6 separate regions of the Homo sapiens genome follow, and all the other regions are linked to region 5. The links are chromatin contacts, found by Hi-C or POLR2A ChIA-PET in ENCODE. All regions are on one chromosome and are shown on one strand. The core of a region is the stretch at or near the end of the contact, and the rest is flanking DNA. Distances in the headings are between cores, read along the strand shown. Region 1 holds the start of FARP2 (FERM, ARH/RhoGEF and pleckstrin domain protein 2). Region 2 overlaps PASK (PAS domain containing serine/threonine kinase). Region 3 overlaps ANO7 (anoctamin 7). Region 4 holds the start of HDLBP-AS1 (HDLBP antisense RNA 1). Region 5 holds the start of DUSP28 (dual specificity phosphatase 28). Region 6 overlaps PPP1R7 (protein phosphatase 1 regulatory subunit 7).

The links. A loop is a pair of places that touch in the nucleus more often than their neighbours do. ChIA-PET counts read pairs that join two places held with the same protein, here RNA polymerase II (POLR2A). Pooled maps may share reads with other maps.
Region 1: a loop to region 5 is called in a map of B cell, with 9 times the contacts of the local background. The contact joins the promoter of FARP2 here to the promoter of DUSP28 in region 5. A Hi-C loop is called at or near these places in 5 of 168 maps with a recorded cell type or tissue (B cell, CD4-positive, alpha-beta T cell, CD8-positive, alpha-beta T cell and 1 more), 18 of 37 single-sample maps with no recorded cell type and 21 of 50 pooled maps.
Region 2: a loop to region 5 is called in a pooled map, with 5 times the contacts of the local background. The contact joins the enhancer-like site here to the promoter of DUSP28 in region 5. A Hi-C loop is called at or near these places in 1 of 168 maps with a recorded cell type or tissue (CD8-positive, alpha-beta T cell), 1 of 37 single-sample maps with no recorded cell type and 2 of 50 pooled maps. POLR2A ChIA-PET finds 5 or more read pairs at or near these places in 1 of 52 experiments (activated naive CD8-positive, alpha-beta T cell).
Region 3: a map of CD8-positive, alpha-beta T cell shows a loop between it and region 5 (10-fold over the local background). The contact joins the enhancer-like site here to the promoter of DUSP28 in region 5. A Hi-C loop is called at or near these places in 9 of 168 maps with a recorded cell type or tissue (CD4-positive, alpha-beta T cell, CD8-positive, alpha-beta T cell, ascending aorta and 4 more), 14 of 37 single-sample maps with no recorded cell type and 18 of 50 pooled maps. POLR2A ChIA-PET finds 5 or more read pairs at or near these places in 1 of 52 experiments (CD4-positive, alpha-beta T cell).
Region 4: a loop to region 5 is called in a map with no recorded cell type, with 6 times the contacts of the local background. The contact joins the promoter of HDLBP-AS1 here to the promoter of DUSP28 in region 5. A Hi-C loop is called at or near these places in 2 of 37 single-sample maps with no recorded cell type and 13 of 50 pooled maps. POLR2A ChIA-PET finds 5 or more read pairs at or near these places in 1 of 52 experiments (activated naive CD4-positive, alpha-beta T cell).
Region 6: a loop to region 5 is called in a pooled map, with 4 times the contacts of the local background. The contact joins the enhancer-like site here to the promoter of DUSP28 in region 5. A Hi-C loop is called at or near these places in 2 of 168 maps with a recorded cell type or tissue (CD8-positive, alpha-beta T cell and naive thymus-derived CD4-positive, alpha-beta T cell), 6 of 37 single-sample maps with no recorded cell type and 14 of 50 pooled maps.

Annotation. Positions count from the first base shown.
Region 1 is chr2:241,355,035-241,357,734 of GRCh38, reverse strand. It overlaps FARP2 (FERM, ARH/RhoGEF and pleckstrin domain protein 2), which reads right to left and starts at 1,450. Exons shown (of 27, transcript NM_014808.4): 1 at 1,347-1,450. RefSeq lists a silencer at 1,113-1,662.
Region 2 is chr2:241,126,566-241,129,085 of GRCh38, reverse strand. PASK (PAS domain containing serine/threonine kinase) reads left to right here. Exons shown (of 18, transcript NM_015148.4): 10 at 1,635-2,520. Among named protein-coding and RNA genes, the nearest start is that of PASK, 22 kb to the left of the region's middle. RefSeq lists a silencer at 915-964 and enhancers at 1,105-1,414, 1,628-1,797, 2,261-2,430. Within about 2 kb of position 1,270, at least 7 of the 41 ENCODE cell types and tissues checked have a DNase peak (open chromatin) inside an H3K27ac peak, as active enhancers do; they include CD8-positive, alpha-beta T cell, where a contact is called at or near this core.
Region 3 is chr2:241,216,088-241,219,170 of GRCh38, reverse strand. It overlaps ANO7 (anoctamin 7), which reads right to left. Exons shown (of 25, transcript NM_001370694.2): 19 at 2,933-3,078; 20 at 1,280-1,485; 21 at 790-932. Among named protein-coding and RNA genes, the nearest start is that of ANO7, 29 kb to the right of the region's middle. RefSeq lists enhancers at 135-234, 2,342-2,873 and a silencer at 1,578-1,707. Within about 2 kb of position 1,475, at least 31 of the 41 ENCODE cell types and tissues checked have a DNase peak (open chromatin) inside an H3K27ac peak, as active enhancers do; they include CD8-positive, alpha-beta T cell, ascending aorta and gastrocnemius medialis, where a contact is called at or near this core.
Region 4 is chr2:241,270,705-241,273,449 of GRCh38, reverse strand. It overlaps HDLBP-AS1 (HDLBP antisense RNA 1), which reads right to left and starts at 1,286. Exons shown (of 2, transcript NR_168372.1): 1 at 1-1,286. All of the region lies in intron 1 of HDLBP (high density lipoprotein binding protein), which reads left to right. RefSeq lists silencers at 393-672, 943-1,252 and an enhancer at 1,393-1,472.
Region 5 is chr2:240,558,618-240,561,666 of GRCh38, reverse strand. It overlaps DUSP28 (dual specificity phosphatase 28), which reads right to left and starts at 1,310. Exons shown (of 2, transcript NM_001370465.2): 1 at 590-1,310; 2 at 1-337. The coding sequence starts at 982. The coding sequence ends at 200. It also overlaps a transcript of ANKMY1 not described here. RefSeq lists enhancers at 92-451, 482-551, 584-725 and silencers at 822-871, 1,052-1,461.
Region 6 is chr2:241,160,379-241,163,086 of GRCh38, reverse strand. It overlaps PPP1R7 (protein phosphatase 1 regulatory subunit 7), which reads right to left. Exons shown (of 10, transcript NM_002712.3): 6 at 2,593-2,708. Among named protein-coding and RNA genes, the nearest start is that of PPP1R7, 11 kb to the right of the region's middle. Within about 2 kb of position 1,331, at least 22 of the 41 ENCODE cell types and tissues checked have a DNase peak (open chromatin) inside an H3K27ac peak, as active enhancers do.

The sequences.
Region 1 (2,700 bases), core at 201-2,700, 800 kb before region 5:
CATCAGCATTTAGTTTGTTAACAGTGAACCACCTAATGAGAATCTGCAACAAGGATAGGGCACATGAGAAGTACAGATGGTATTTGCAAGTACCCTAGGTGTGACCCTAAACTGGTCATTCCACCTCTCTCAACCTCCCTTTCCTCTACTTTAAAACGGGGCTGTGCAACTTGGTCATGTCTCTGAAGAGTTTTGGAAAACTGAATAAATAACGAGCATGAAGTGCTTCCTAAACCTTTAAGGACCTCAAAAAACAAAACAAAACAAAACTTTCAACAAGCAGATGTAGAAAATTTAAATTATATTTGGCCTACAAGTAAAGGTTACTCCATGCTTCCCTACCTCAAATGTCCTCTCCCATCTCTCTGGTACTGAGAAAATCTGTGTCGCCTGTTATAAGGCAGTCTACACAAGACCAACACGCTAACCCACTGCCACCTCAGGGTTATCAAACATTTACACAGTGGCCCAGACAAAAATATCCCACGGAAACAAAACAAAAACAAAAACCCAGAGAGAAAAACCACCCTTTAAAGATTTGGCCTTGGGTTTTAAATTTGCCCATCCCTTTTTAACACTATGTATTGACAATCTTTCCTTCAATGATGCCTTGTTCTAATTTCTGCTTTTCACATCCATTAATGGCACATGATAGGCCAGGGGTTGCTGCCATAGCGTAAACGGAAAAGGTGCCCGTAATTCGGGTGTGTAATGTACTGGGCCATATTCTGGTCCCCAGTTTTCATGGGTTTCCCAAAGGCTACCCACTGGCTTATGAGTATTTCTAGCCCTTAGTGGAGTAAAAATATTAACACCTAACACTTGATTCCCACCTTTAAGATACAATTTAAAGAAATGCTAAAAAGGCAAACGGCTCAAAATGCCTCCACCAGGCACCTCCAGGCCCATACCCTGCGGGTCCCTATGGCCCACTCTGGGGTGTCCTTCCGGGATGGGACACTCCCCGGCCCACGGCCCTGCCGGCCTCCACGGGGCACAACTCAACCCGCGAGTCCACGCGGGACACTCCCCGGTCTACAGCCCCACCGGCCTCCTCCACGCGGCACCCCTCAACCCGGGAGTCCACGCGGGCCACTCCCCGGCCCACCGCCCCGCCTGCCCCCACGCGGCAGGCTCCCTACAGACGGACGCTCCTCTAACCCGGACCCGCCTAGGAGCTCCAGCCGCCTCACGATGGCCTTCAGAGGCCGGGCGGGACCATCTCTGGTGGACCGCGGCCTCAGCGCCCCCCCCGCCTGGGCCTCTCGCCTCGGGCCTCGGGCTTCGCCGCCCACCCGGAGAGGCCCACCCCTGCCCCACGCGCCCAGGCCGCTTCACGTCCTCACCCTCGGCCTCTCGCTCGCCCGCCGCGTCCTCACCGGCCTCGCCCGGCCTCCGCAGTCGCAAGCAGCAGCCGCCAGACTCGCGTCGGCGTCGCCTGCTCCCAACTGCCCGCCGGCAGCCCCCGCGCAGCGCGCCCCGCCCTGACCCCGCCCCCGCGACGCGGACGCGCAGTCGATTGGCCTGCGGGGCGCCAGGGCGGAGCCTTCCCGTCCCGCGGCCTGAAAGCGCAAGATCGAGTTCTGATTGGTGAACGGACGGAGAAGGGGCGGGAGCAGGCAGGCAGCTGCGTAGGATATAAATCTGTGCAGCGCTCGGCTCGTTGGGCGGGGCGTCGGCTTGCTGAGCGAGGCAATGTCCTAGGCGAAGCCAAGGCTCGCTGGGCGGGGCTAGATCTTGGGCGGGGAGTCGGCTCGTTGGGTGGGGCTAGGTCCTGGGCGGGGAGTCGGCTCGCTGGGCGGGGCTAGGTCCTGGGCGGGGAGTCGGCTCGCTGGGCGGGGCTAGGTCCTGGGCGGGGAGTCGGCTCGCTGGGCGGGGCTAGGTCCTGGGCGGGGAGTCGGCTCGCTGGGCGGGGCTAGGTCCTGGGCGGGGAGTCGGCTCGCTGGGCGGGGCTAGGTCCTGGGCGGGGAGTCGGCTCGCTGGGCGGGGCTAGGTCCTGGGCGGGGAGTCGGCTCGCTGGGCGGGGCTAGGTCCTGGGCGGGGAGTCGGCTCGCTGGGCGGGGCTAGGTCCTGGGCGGGGAGTCGGCTCGCTGGGCGGGGCTAGGTCCTGGGCGGGGAGTCGGCTCGCTGGGCGGGGCTAGGTCTTGGGCGAGGTCTAGGCTCGCTGGGCGCGGATAGGTGCTGGGCGAGGCCTAGGCTTGCTGGGCGCGGATAGGTGCTGGGCGAGGCCTAGGCTTGCTGGGCGCGGATAGGTGCTGGGCGAGGCCTGGCTCGCTGGGCGGGGATAGGTCTTGGCCCGGGCCTTGCCGGCTGTCCTTGCACCCTTTGGCTCAGTCCCTGGCTGCCAGCCTCCTCCTTCCTCCAACGCATTGCATCCCTCGTGGGACTACAGGGACCGAAGGGGATCATCGAAGGATCGCGCGAGGCTGTGCTAAGGCTGAGACAGGCTGCTCCGTGGTGGCGGCCAGGACGGCCTTCCTCTGGCCTAGGGACCCCCACCCGAGAATGGAAGACTGACTTGCTGTGGCACACTTCCCTTCTCTTGAGAAGTTCATTGAACTCCTATGTGTTCTTCAAGACCCTACCCATCGTGCTCTCCTAGCCCGGCCCTGTCACCCACTGTCACCATGTGGCTGTTGAGGGAATAATTAACTTCAGGAAACACCCGGGCACTTAAGAGACTCCTCCTATGGTGCTGTG
Region 2 (2,520 bases), core at 21-2,520, 570 kb before region 5:
ATGGATGGAGAGCGGGAGAGGGAGGTACAGGGGAGAGAGAGATGGGAGACATGGAGGGAGAGAGGCGGGAGACATGGAGGGAGAGAGGCAGGCAGACGCAGACCCTCAGCCTCCCCCTCAGTTCCCCTCAGAAAACTGCTTTTCCTCAGAACTTGGCTCACAATCCCTTTCTCTGTGGAACCCACCCTTGGGTTGTATCCTTCCTCTTCCGTCTTTTTTTTTTTGAGATGGTCTTGGCCATTGCCCAGGCTGGAGTGCAGTGGTGCGATCACAGCTCACTGCAGCCTAGACTCCTGTGCTCAAGCGAGGTTCCCGCTTCAGCCTCCCAAGTAGCTGAGACTACAGGTGTGTGTCACCACGCTGGCTAATTTTTAAATGTTTTGTAGAGACGAGGTCTCACTATGTTGCCCAGGCTGGTCTCGAACTCCTGGGCTCAGCCTCCCACAGTGCTGGGATTACAGGTGTGGGCCACTGTGCCCGATCCTGTCCTCTTTCTGAGCCTCTGGTATACCTTTATTAGGTTGCTGATGTTAACCTGTGTGTCTGTCCCCGAGTGAGGTGGTGCGGTCACATTCTGTGCATCTGGTGCCCAGTGTCAGTCTGTCATGTGGAGGCCAGTGGCTGGGCTGACAGGAGGCCTGGGTCCCTTGGCTCTGTGATCATCCTGTCTGGACTGTGGCAGCCTCCTCATGGGTCACCATGTGCTGAATGCTGGAGGACATTGTGTGCCACCTCTTAGGAGCCGCCCTCACCAGCCTCCTCTCTCTTTTTCGGCCCGTGTCCCCTTCTTTTTTTGTTTGTGTTTGAGACGGAGTCTCACTCTGTCACCCATCTCACCAGTGAGCTGGTACAATCTCAGCTCACTGCAACCTCTGCCTCCCAGGCTCAAACCATTCTCCTGCCTCAGCCTCCAAGTAGCTGGGATTATAGGTGCCTGCCACCTCACCGGGCTAATTTTTGTATTTTTAGTAGAGACAGGACTTTGCCATGTTGGCCAGTCTGGTCTCGAACCTCCTGACCTCAAGTGATCTGCCCACCTCGGCCTCCCAAAGTGCTGGGATTACAGGCGTGAGCCACCACGCCCGGCCCCCTGGCCCCTGGCCCCTTCTGTGTGGGCCCCATCTGAGAGCCATTTCCCAAATCTGAGAGCCATTTCCCTAGTCGGCTGTGAAATCGGATGGTGTTTGTAGTCAATCAGTTGTTTTTTTACTGTTGTGGAGTTTACCAGGGACTCTCCAATCTCTCTCTCGTTTCCTCTCACACCTCCTCAAGGCAGCAGCACGGACTTCCCCTTGCAGGTGGGGCCGAGGCTAGGCTGCACGGCTGACGGGGGGTTTGGGGGCCCTGAGATGAAGCGAGAGCGCTGACCAAAGCATTGGCAAGTTCTCCTGTACTTTACTGTTGGGCTTTTGGTAGCATTCTCTGCAAAATCATTTCTAAATGTGGACTTAATTTGGAGAAATTTGAGACTAAGTGCTTTATTTTTTAACTTGGTCACAAAATTTGGTCTTTTTCTTGTTATAAATTGGTGGCATTAAATGCTTTGTACTTAGTTCTAATGGAGAATCGGTGCAATCTCTCCTTTTGACTCATCTGTGGCCCTACATGATGGTCACCCATGTCATTATCCCCAGGGTGGACAATGTCCCAGAAGGAAGCCTGCCAGTGCACGGTGAACAGGCGCTGCCCAAGGACCAGCAAATCACTGCCTTGGGGAGAGAGGAACCTGTGGCAATAGAGAGCCCCGGACAGGATCTTCTGGGAGAAAGCAGGTCTGAACCAGTGGATGTGAAGCCATTTGCTTCCTGCGAAGATTCTGAAGCTCCAGTCCCAGCTGAGGATGGGGGCAGTGATGCTGGCATGTGTGGCCTGTGTCAGAAGGCCCAGCTAGAGCGGATGGGAGTCAGTGGTCCCAGCGGTTCAGACCTTTGGGCTGGGGCTGCCGTGGCCAAGCCCCAGGCCAAGGGTCAGCTGGCGGGGGGCAGCCTCCTGATGCACTGCCCTTGCTATGGGAGTGAATGGGGCTTGTGGTGGCGAAGCCAGGACTTGGCCCCCAGCCCCTCTGGGATGGCAGGCCTCTCGTTTGGGACACCTACTCTAGATGAGCCGTGGCTGGGAGTGGAAAACGACCGAGAAGAGCTGCAGACCTGCTTGATTAAGGAGCAGCTGTCCCAGTTGAGCCTTGCAGGAGCCCTGGATGTCCCCCACGCCGAACTCGTTCCGACAGAGTGCCAGGCTGTCACCGCTCCTGTGTCGTCCTGCGATCTGGGAGGCAGAGACCTGTGCGGTGGCTGCACGGGCAGCTCCTCAGCCTGCTATGCCTTGGCCACGGACCTCCCTGGGGGCCTGGAAGCAGTGGAGGCCCAGGAGGTTGATGTGAATTCGTTTTCCTGGAACCTCAAGGAACTCTTTTTCAGTGACCAGACAGACCAAACGTCATCAAATTGTTCCTGTGCTACGTCTGAACTCAGAGAGACACCCTCTTCCTTGGCAGTGGGCTCCGATCCAGATGTAGGCAGT
Region 3 (3,083 bases), core at 226-2,725, 660 kb before region 5:
GTCTCCACAACTGCGGGTGAAGTACATCTACCTGCTCTGCAGGTTCTATTATGGTATGAGGCCACCACTTCTCCTGTTGTCCTTCCCAGTTTCTCCCCAACCTCCCCTTTTCCCTAGTTTATAAGACAGGAGAAAAGGAAGAAAGCAAAAAGCTGGAAAGAAACAGAAGATAAATAGCTAGATGACCTTGGCGCCACCACCTGGCCCTGGCGGTTAAAATAACAATAATATTAACCCCTGACCAAAACTACTGGTGTTATGTGTGAATTCCAGACGCTGTATGAGAAAGCACCGTAAAACTTTTTGTACCGTTAGCTGATGTATGTAGCCCACAGTCACGTTCCTCACGCTTACTTGATCTATTATGACTCTTTCACGTAGACCCTTAGAGTTGTAAGCCCTTCAAAGGGCTAAGAATTTCTTTTTCGGCGAGCTCCGCTCTGAAGACACGAGTCTGCCGACGCCCCCGGCCGAATAAAAAAACCTCTTCCTTCTTTAATCCGGTGTCTGAGGAGTTCTGTCTGCGACTCGTCCTGCTACACTATGACCAACTAGCAATTCACCTAGAATCCACGATTTGCCCTCCAGCCCCGCAAAGCTCCGTCCCTTACCGCGGGGAACCTCCCCCCAGCCCCTGCCCACGGCGCCCCCAGCTCCCCCCCTCCCCCGGCCTTGCCCGGCGGCGCCCGCCCCTCCCGGCTCCCCACCGCCGCACCCCCACCCCACCCGAGCCCCGCTCCGCCTCGTCCTCGTGCGCCCGCGGCCCCCTCCACCTGGCGCGGGGCTCACCTGCACGTGCGGTTGTGCGCGGCGGCGAAGGAGGACGGGGCTCGCGCCAGCGTGAAGTTGAGGAAGCCGCGCAGGTCGTGGGCGCGGGTCCACCGGTAGTAGGCGCGCGGCAGGAAGTCGGACGAGAAGGCCAGGAGGAAGGCCTGGGCGCCGGAGGGGTCAGCGCGAGGCGGCCCCCGCTCCGCCCCTGCGCGCCCCCGCTCCGCCCCTGCGCGCCCCCGCTGCCCCCCCGCCCCGCCCCTGCGCGCCCCCGCTCCGCCCCTGCGCGCCCCCGCTGCCCCCCCCGCCCCGCCCCTGCGCGCCCCCGCTGCCCCCCGCCCCTGCCCGCCCCCGCCGCCCCCCCGCCCCGCCCCTACGAGCCCCCGATGCCCCCAGCCCCGCCCCTGCGCGCCCCCGCTGCCCCCGGCCCGCCCCTGCGCGCCCCCGCTGCCCCCCCCGCCCCCGCCCCTGCGCGCCCCCGCCCCGCCCCGCGCTCCCGCCCGGGCCTCACGTTGCTGATGACCGCCAGGTGCGTGAGGCCCGCCAGGATGTGGAACCAGATGCCGATGTCCTGGGCGCGCTCGGCCACCGGGCGCCGGTACTCGCAGACGAACTTGCGCGCGTCCAAGCGGATCTCCACCCAGTTGTTGAGCAGGGCGAAGAGCGGCGCGAGCGGACAGGCGGCCACGAAGATGGTGACGAAGCCGAACTGCAGCACTGCGGGGAGGGGGTCACGGCCGGGCTCTCCGCCACCGTCCGCCCTCAGCCCTCGGAACGCGCCCCCCGCGGAGGACCGGCCAGTCCACGTGGTGCCGCCACCCCATCGCGGCTCATTCCGCCCCCACCTCCTGGTCTCCCTCGTCCTGGACCGCGCAGCGCCAGGGCCGCCTCTCCTGACCGGCCTCAGGCCGGCTGTCCTGCCCTGCGCTCCGTGCTTCTGGCTGGTCACGGGCCTTCTCCGGCTCGGTGAGCTCAGGAACTAACTCAGGGCAGGCGTTGGGGCAGAAACCTGCTCCTGATTTTACAACCAGCTTCTCCAGTCACCCCACAGGGGAGCTGTTAGGAGAGGGCTCTTTGGAAGGGGCTTCTGGGTCTTCGCCGAGAATTACTAGTGAGATCATTGGGGTCCAGGGTTCAGTGGAGGAGGGTCAGGGCGTCCACTCCTCGCCCTGGGAACTGGCCTGCTCCCTTTCCACAGATGCCGCGGCTACGCTGGGGAGCTCCGGGGCCTGCCGGCTCACATGCCCGCTTGCTAGGTTAAGAGCTGCCTGCCGGGCACAGTTTCTCACGCCTGTAATCCCCAGCACTTTGGGAGGCTGAGGCAGGTGGATCACCTGAGGTCAGGAGTTCGAGACCAGCCTGGCCAACACGGTGAAACTCCGCCTCTACTAAAAATACAAAATTAGCCGGGCGTGGTGGTGGGCGCCTGTAATCCCAGCTACTCGGGAGGCTGAGGCAGGAGAATTGCTTGAACCTGGGAGGTGGAGGTTGGAGTGAGCCGAGATGGCGCCACTGCACTCCAGCCTGGGCGACAGAGGGAGACTCCGTCTCAAAAAACAAAACAAAAACAAACAAACAAACTGCCTGATGATTCCTTCTCCCTTTTGTCAGCTCAGAGTCAGACCCTGCACTGCAGGGACGGCACAGGTGATACAGACCCACCCTCCAGAGTGCACCACCCGTGCAGGCAGTGAGCCCCTGGCACTGGCCACCACCTGGTAAGGTGACAGTGGTAGGTCTGCAAATAGCGTGGGCATTGAGATTTCTGGGAACATTGGCTCTCCAGGCCGCTGCCTCCCACTGTGGCTTCACCCTTGGAGGACTTCTGTCAGCCCCCAGGGCCTGCTCTCCTAATTCTTCCCTTGCTCTGGCCCATGCTTTCTAGGTCCAGGGACCCCAGGGGAGCTCTGCAACGGCCGCGGGGGCCTCCTCCCCGTGCCGGTGCCCCTCTGTCCTCAGCCAACCCTCTTGGGCACTCTCAGGGGAAAAGAATTCCTTTCTGGATTCTCCACAGGCCCGACCCTCTGTTCCCACCCCACCCCCACAGCACATTTCAGGGCAGATGCAGACACAGGAATGTCAGGCTGGGAGGCCCTTGAGCAGAGTGGCCACCCATCCCTGCCCACGGCGCCAGCCATTGCCGCAGCTGCTAACGGGCTCCTACCCATTTCCAGGTACTCGTCAAACAGACCCTCACAGGGCACAAGCTCATAGTCGTCCTCCCAGGGCCCCTGGCTAGCCCCTGCAGAAGCTCCCGCCTTCCTCTTCTTGGAGCGAAGCCGGAACTTCTGCCACCAGCCCTTTAGCTTCCTGGG
Region 4 (2,745 bases), core at 37-2,536, 710 kb before region 5:
GGCCACACACCGGTTCTTTTGCGTGTATACATCTATGTAGAGATGGAGCCATAAGTAATACACGCTTTAAAGGAAGGGGATTTTACATTTTGGGGGGGAGATTAAGTTGATTGCCAAGGAATCGGGTGGGGATAGTTTATAAAAGTGAGGGACATAAGGAATAGGCACGCAGGAATGAGGGAATGAAAGCCCTGGAGCCGCCTGGGAGCCTCACTGCGCTGTAGGACCTCGTGCCAGTGTGGCCATCCGTTTACGATGTGGTGGGCATCCTTTGAGGTTTTTCTTCTGATTTTGGGGAGGTGGGCGGTACTGGTGACATCTGCTTCCAGAGCAGCCGTCCTTCCTGCTCCCTTTCTGGTCTTCGGTTGTTTCCACTCGGGTTCTTGCGGGGCGCGCTCCCTCTGCTTTCTGGAGGTGATTAATTTCCCAACTCCTCGGCACCGCCTTCCCCACCCGAAAAAAGGATGCAGAACCACGCCTGCAGTTGGGTGGGCCTCCCGGGTGCTGGGCGGCCCGGGGCGGCGGGGACCCCAGCGGCGGGGCGGGCGGGCGCTGACGTGTCCAGGCGGGATTGGGCCGCCGCCCTATATAGCAGCCGGGGCCCGGGCGCCGCGCCTCGGAGCGTCCCGGCTTCTCCCGCGCGGGGGGCGAGTAAGCCAGCGGCAGGACCAGCGGGCGGGGGCCCACGAGTGAGCGCGCAACACGGGGCTGGGAGGCCTGGGCGGGCGGGCGGACGGGGCGGGCGGGCTGCCGGGCGGGGGGGTGGGGGGTGGCTGCTGACGTGGAGGCCGCGGAGGGGGAGGGGCCCGGGTGCCGCGGCCCCCACCCGGGCCCCAGGCTGCGGCCCCCGCCCGCGGGTGTCCTGCTTACCGCGCGTGGCGGTTCCGGGCCAGACCTGGGGCCGGCTCCGAGTCTCTTCTGCGCGTGGCCGTGGCGCGGAGGGGCGCGCACAAACTTTCTCAAGTCCGGTGGCGCCGCTGGGCCGCTCTTGGCTGCAAGCTGGGCTCCCCCGCCTCCTCCCGGGGCTTCGGTGGGGCACCCCTGGTGCCGTGGCCGCACGGCGCGGAGGGGCGGCCGACCTGAGCCCAGGTCGCTGACGTTGGCGGGGCCGGCCCTCCCCTCCCCCGCTCCGGCGGGGGCGCCGTGTGCGGCCAGGGTGGGGGTCCCTGGGAGGCCAGCGGGGTCCTTCCCCCCAGGTGGCGGCGGGGCGGGGGTCTGGGCGCAGACCGGGCGGCGGGGCCCCCGCAGCACCTCCACCTGCCGCGCGGGGCCCGCGTCAGTCTACGTGTTCGGGGGTGGGGAAAGCTGCTCTTCTTGGGCCTGGAGTGCAACTTGGACGTGCCCCAGGGTCGTGGATGAAAAATACATTACGGAAAAGTACCGAATTTGGATGAAAGGCGGGGAGGCCGAGGGGTTGCTGTCCCTTTAAGCCTGTCCCCGCCCGCGGGCCCTCGTGGCCTGTGGGAGGGCCGTGCTGAGGTGGCATCTGCGAAAGTTCCTCCATGCAGGATGGGTGCCGACTTCCAGAACTTGGTGAGAAGTGCGGAGCGGAGCCTGCCTTCTGCTCGCCAGTCGCCTGTGGTCTCTCCTAGATTTCGATCTTGTGATCTCTGAGTGGATCAGGATTTTATTTTCCCATTCTGAACTTTGGTTTGTGGTCTTGAGTAATTTTAGTTTTGGAAGAGGAGAAGTCTGGGTTTCAGCCGGAGGCTTTTTTGGTGCCCTCCATACCCGGTCCTGTCTGGTGCTTTAAAGCACTTGCGGGTCTCATTAACTGAGGCTGAAATGAAATTCTTCCTGGAGTATTACTGATAATTCTCTTCGAAGACTGTTGCCCCTTGAATATGTAGTTGGCAAAACTTATCACAAGGGAATCAACTTAATTACTTCCTCGTTTAAAAGCAAAAAAGTAGAACCCCTCATGTGAAGCCTTTTTTGTTGCTGTCAGAAACCTGTTAGACTTGTGCTAAACTTGTAAGCACCAGGTTTCCCACGCAACACACAGCTCTGTCAGGACTCCACGTTTTGCTCTACACGTATTAGGGCGGAAAGGGGTCTTGGTTCCTGCCCTCCTTCCTTTAGTTCTAGTTCTGTTTGCTGAAAGTTAAATTCTGAGATGTGACCTTTTTTGCTTTGGATGTTTGCACTCTGGGAAACAAAATTAAAAGTCCAGGTTCAGTATAGTTTGAGGTTTACATTAGGTGGACCTGGACACTGATTGATCCGAGCTTCCTATGGGAAAAGTAGTTGGGAGAGCCAGAATCACGAAGGGACTGGGGCCATATGGGAGGGACTGAAGGAGACAGGAGATAGGGCTCACCTACCAGAAGGAGCCTTGGAGGAGAGCGGACTTGTTCTCCATGGCCAGAAAGGGGAAAGAAGTTGTAGATTTTGTCATAACTTGAGGTGGAGCGTTTACAGCCATGCAGGGGTGGACCCGGGCCCTGAGAAGGCCATGAATTTCCTGTCCCTGGTGGTATTAAGAAATGGGATTAGATTAATATCTGAGGTTCCTTTCAATCCTGATTTGGACAGTACTGTTAGATCCAGTGAGAATCTGAGATACCCGATGTTAGCCTCTGTTCTTGGGTATCTAGGCCTGCCCAAGGTATCCTGGGAACTTCAGATAGCAAGTGGAGTTGCCTGGCGCTGTCCTGGGGTTGCTGAAAGATCCACATGGAACAGGATTAAACCCTCGTGGGTGTTGTCTGTGAAGGCAGAGCCAGGAGCAGGGCGTAGCAGTGC
Region 5 (3,049 bases), core at 61-2,560:
TTTTACCAAATGTATTTCTTTTTGTGTCTGTAAGATAATTTGTGCATCACCTCAGCCGGAAATATAAAATTAAAAGCACTATGTTTCACACACACACACACAAAGGAAAACTCGATATGACAGTGAGGAAGAAGGGTAAAGACCAGCCTTCTGTATCAGTGCAGGGACATCCTTCCTCCAGGCAGCAGGCCTTCAAGCTTCAAGCCTCAGGGCCCAACCCTAAGGCTGGGGGCTCTCCCTGCAGGCAGGACTGGGCCTGGAGGGCCTCCTCATACTTCTGGAGCTGAGACCAGAAGCCCGGGTTCGGTTCTGCTACCGGGCGAGCGCTCTTCACCATCTGCAAACAAGAAGTGTACTGAATAACCCCAAGTCGCGCTAATGGCCAGCAGGGGCCAAGGCGGGCCCAGCTGTAAGAGTGGGCCCCGCCCAACCCGGAAGTGCCTCTCTGCTTCCCTAAGCCCGCCCTCACGAGAGAGACCCGCCCCTCCCGGAAGTGCCTGTCCCAATCCCGAAGCCGGCCCCGCCCGGAAAACTCGTCCCCGGAAGACACGCCCCTCTCGAAACACCGCCCCCCTAAAGGCCCGCCCACCTGGAAGGCCTTCGCCAGGCTGAGGCCGCGGTGCCGCATGAGGTACGCGGTGCAGACGGCGGCCGAGCGGCTGCGGCCGTTCTTGCAGTAGACTAGGCAGGCGCCGCCGGCGCGCACCGCGGCCTCCATGGCGGCGCACGTGGGCTCCAGGTGCGCCAGCAGGTCCTCAGCCGGGTCGTCGAACACGGGCACGCGCAGCTCTGCCACGCCGGGCGCGCGCGGGCCGGGCTGCTGGCGGGAGACGTTGACGCACAGCGTGACTCCCGCGCGCGCCAGCTGCTCCTCCGCGCCCGCGGCTCGCGCGCTCCCGAGGAAGAGTGAGGGCGCGACGCGCACCAACGGTGGAGGTACGGGCGAGGCGGCCCCGCGGCGCCCAGCTTCTGCCGGTCCCATGGCGCCCGCCGAAGAGTCTGCTTTTGGGCCCTGAGGATCTATTTTGGGGGCTCAGGCGCCCGCCCAGGAGTCTATTTGTGGGAGCCGGGCGGGCCGCCGGGCGCCCCCGGGTCCTAGAGGCCTCCGAGGTGGACCAGGCTGGGGCTTGGGTCCCCCGCGGGCGCTGGGCCGGGACAGGGGGCTTGGGTCTCGTTGGGGCCGGGGCATGGCGGGAGGTTTGGGCCTCACCAGGGCGCCGGGGCCTTGGACCGCTCTGCGTCCCATGTTCTCTGTCCCCGGGCGCCGTCCTCCCCGCCCCCGCGGCCTGTGGCACTGGGCTTGCGTCTGTGGCTCTTGGGCGCAGCGCCCTGCCCGCTCTACTGCGGCGTCTGGCGCGGAGGCGTGGCTTGGCCGGGCCCGCCCACTTCGCGTCCGCGTCGTTCGGCTAGGGCCCCGTGGCTACCCGGTGCACGTGGACGGCGGGCTGCGTGGTTCCCGTGTCTTCACCCTTTCCCTAGTGACTGCGTTGTCGGCTTTACGTTTATTCCTTTTTGTGGCCCGCTTTGTAATTGGTGCATTTTTTTCTATGTATTATAACACATGGCTCATAAAATAAAACTAATTTCTATTTTCATCACTTCTTCATAGACCACACTATTCCTTTTGCTGTTTCTAAGTAATTTATTGGGGTCAGCATTGTAACTTTAAAAAATTTAATATCACTTAATGTCCATGAAATTGCCATTTAAGACTCCTTCAATTTTTCTGACATCTGGTAATTTTCAGGCAATGGATACACTGAAAAGCAACTGTCTCAACAGCCCTACAGACATTTAGCAATTGAAGTTTCAGTTGCATACAGTCTCTCTCTGGGTTATCGTCATTGCTTTGTCCATCAGCCTTCTAGCATTGGTAACTGTCAGATCTTTATTGCAGCCTGGGGTTCACTCTTGAGCTAAAGACTCAAATATGTCTGCAGCCAGGTCTTCCCTGGTTGCAGCTCCAGACATCACCTCCGTGGAGGTCTTATCAGCATCTGTTTCCCACTTCCTCCACCCTAAGGAAGGACTCCAACTTTCCTAGGATGGAGGAGTGGAATTCCCTTTTTTTCCCTGGCGTTCATGGGAGCCATTGATTAGGTTGGGACACTGTCTCCCTCCGCTTTCTAGGAGTTGGCTCTGTCTCTGGCCAAAAGTGAAGGCCACACTCCCGTGACTGCTCTGGGAATGAGCTTGGTGTCTAATAACCCATGAAGGAGAGAGCACTTTGGAAGGCTCCTCTGTTCTCTCATGGCCATAAGGGGAAGCCAGCCTTGGGTGAAAGCAGAGGAGATGGGAGAGCCAAGGTCCTTGATGCCACTGTTGGGCCACTGAAATGAATCAAACAAAACCTGAAGTCCCTCCTCCTCCTGGACTGTTTCATGAATCATCATCACCCTTTACGGTTGGAGGATGGTTGAGGTGGGTTTTCTGCTCCAAAGCCTGCTACTTGAACCATCATGCTCCCACTCCATTGAGGTAATGGATTGGGAACCAATTCATCCTAAGTGTCTCTGCATCTCATTGCCACACTTAGTCTGGGCCAGCCTCTGTCTCCTGGACTTGGTGCTAGTCCCCCACAGTGTAACCAGAATGTGCTTGCTAAGAACAGAGGGTTTCTACATGTTGGTTCTGACTCCTTAGCAAGTTGTAATTCACAACTAATGTGGGTTGTGAAATCAATTCTGTGGGTCATGATCAGCATTTTAGTTTTTAGAGAAATAATAGACTACATGAAAATATTAGAGTGCATGCATGTAGTATGCCGAACTTTTAATGAAACATTTTTCTGAGTGGTTTGTACTGGGTCGTGGTGTAAAATGAGATTTTAGAGAGAAGTGAACTCAACAGACAGGCACTGGCGTGTGGAGGCAGAGCCCCTAGAACCCCAGAATCCTGGCCCAGCCTTAGTCCTTAGTCCCCGGAAAGCTAGCCAGTGGGGAGGGCCAGGGCATCAGCTCTTCACACCCCCTGCCCTGTTCTCAGAGGCAGTCTGGGTTGAGAAAACGCAAGCCCTGCACCTCCAAGAGCCTCTCCCCTCTTTGCAGGA
Region 6 (2,708 bases), core at 82-2,581, 600 kb before region 5:
TCATTCCCAACCCTCAGATTTCCTGGGGTGCTGAGGAACAGTCTCAGAACCCAAGGACCAGTAGATTCCCAAGTCCCTTCCAGTTCTAAATTTGTGAGCTGACACATTAAAATGTCCCCCTGTCGGGCGTGGAAATCCCAGCACTTTGAGAAGCTGAGGCAGGTGGATCACAAGGTCAGATAGAGACCATCCTGGCTAACACGGTGAAACCCTGTCTTTATTAAAAATACAAAAAAATTAGCTGGGCGTGGCGGCGGGTGCCTGTAGTTCCAGCTACTCCGGAGGCTGAGGCAGGAGAATGGCGTGAACCCAGGAGGCAGAGCTTGCAGTGAGCCGAGATTGTGCCACTGCACTCTAGCCTGGGCAACAGCACGAGACTCCGTCTCAAAAAAAAAAAAAAAAAGTCCTCCCAAGAGCCTCAGTCTCTACAGAAGAGAGGTACGGGGCACTCTGACCTCAAGTCTTTGAAATCCTGGGACCCTCACTTAGGATTCCTGGGGGGCCCTCACACCACAGCACTCTGCCCCTCTTGCCCAGTTTCCACACCCTCCTACATCACTCTTGCTGTGATCGTGTGCTCCTCTATTCAACCATAAACCTCCAGAGGCAGTGACCACGCTGCCCTGTCTGGTCTCCCCATGGTGACTTGCCTACAGCAGGATGTTTAATGACTGTTTATTGATTTGACTTCAGTTTCCCTCCTCTGTCAGTTCACTCTCTCTCAGAACAAGTCATTCTTTAAATATTTCAGCAGACACAAAATAACCAGATAAGGTGCATGCTAACCAGGTGGGGACTCTAGGAGGGGAGATGGTGTGCTAATCCACACACCACTGCAGGACTTGGCGGGGGCAGGGGCATCCTCACATGCTGTAGCCTGCATTAATTTGTGATGAGCCACTGTTGCCCTAGAAAGTTCCATAGTGAGACACTTGGTAAAATGCGGACATCTGGGCTGCTCTCTAGTTTTAAATGTGCTGCTTTGCTATTTGTGGCCATGACATCTCTAACAATAACTGTCAAGAGACTGTTGCCAAAACCACCCTCCCTTGGTTTGTATCCTGTCCAAGCTCTCAAGGGCCCAGGACAGACAGAGAATGCTGTAATACTTCCAGAAGCCAAGTAGAGGGGCATTCTGAACATGGGCAGGGGCGGATGTGCTTAGACACAGCTGCCAAAGCCACTAAGCCAGGCCGGGGGAGCAAAGGCTCCGTGCCATGACCCTGATTAGGAGCCAGGCACGGGGCTCAAGTGTTCTTCTGGCTGAGAGAAGTCCTCCTTCCTGCCCACGGGAACCCTCCCTCCTCCCTGCCTGGCAGATCCACCTCCAATGTCAGTCCTCCTGGGACGCCCTCCCAAGTTCCCCTCCAGCACATGACGGTGGTTATGAGTCAGCTGGTGAAGACTTGATCCTGCTTCTGTGGAACACCAGATCACTTTTCAAAATTCTTTTATTTCCATTCTGTCCCACGTTTTCAAGGTCAAATGGATCCTGGAGAACAGATCTAATCCTGCTGGGGACGGTGTCCAGGAGTATAAAGCTGTCCAGGGAGGAAGGCCCAACTCAGCACTGCCTTTGGGAGTGTGTCAGCATCAAGAGGTTTTCTAAAGCCCCCGGTATGTACATCAGTTCACTCCAAGTGACCACTTTGCTGGGCTTGGGAAACTTTCATCTCGAAGAAGCATGCCAGAGAAGATGACCATGATCAAGAGGCTTTCTAAAGCCCCGGTATGTACATCAGTTCACTCCAAGTGACCACTTTGCTGGGCTTGGGAAACTTTCATCTCGAAGAAGCATGCCAGAGAAGATGACCATGATCAAGAGGCTTTCTAAAGCCCCGGTATGTACATCAGTTCACTCCAAGTGACCACTTTGCTGGGCTTGGGAAACTTTCATCTCGAAGAAGTATGCCAGAGAAGATGACCATGATCAAGAGGCTTTCTAAAGCCCCGGTATGTACATCAATTCACTCCAAGTGACCACTTTGCTGGGCTTGGGAAACTTTCATCTCGAAGAAGCATGCCAGAGAAGATGACCATGATCAAGAGGCTTTCTAAAGCCCCGGTATGTACATCAATTCACTCCAAGTGACCACTTTGCTGGGCTTGGGAAACTTTCATCTCGAAGAAGTATGCCAGAGAAGATGACCATGATCAAGAGGCTTTCTAAAGCCCCGGTATGTACATCAGTTCACTCCAAGTGACCACTTTGCTGGGCTTGGGAAACTTTCATCTCGAAGAAGCATGCCAGAGAAGATGACCATGAGGAAGTTCAAGAGCAAGGCATTCAGGTTGGTTGGTTCATCTCAGGCAGAATGTAACTGGGAACAGTGTGATTCAGGGTCATGATCTGGATGAAGAGCAACTGAAATCTACGTGCGGAAGAAAGGCTAGACCACTCAGGACTTACTGATACTGACTTTCAGTTAGCATTTTTTCTTAAAAAAATAGTAATTTCCTTGTTCATGAAAAAAATCACAGCATTGTAAGAAATGCAGACTCACCATGCATTCTACATACACCCACTGAGTCCACACACAGCCCGCTAGCTGCCTCTCCCTGAATATACTAGTCAGGGCTGTCTGCACCTACCCGGATGCGGTTAGATCCCAGCTCTAGCATCTGTAGTTGATGTAAGTTGCTTAAGTTCTCAATTTTACTGATTTTATTGTTGACCAAGAAGAGTTTTTTCAGTCGTGTCAACTTGT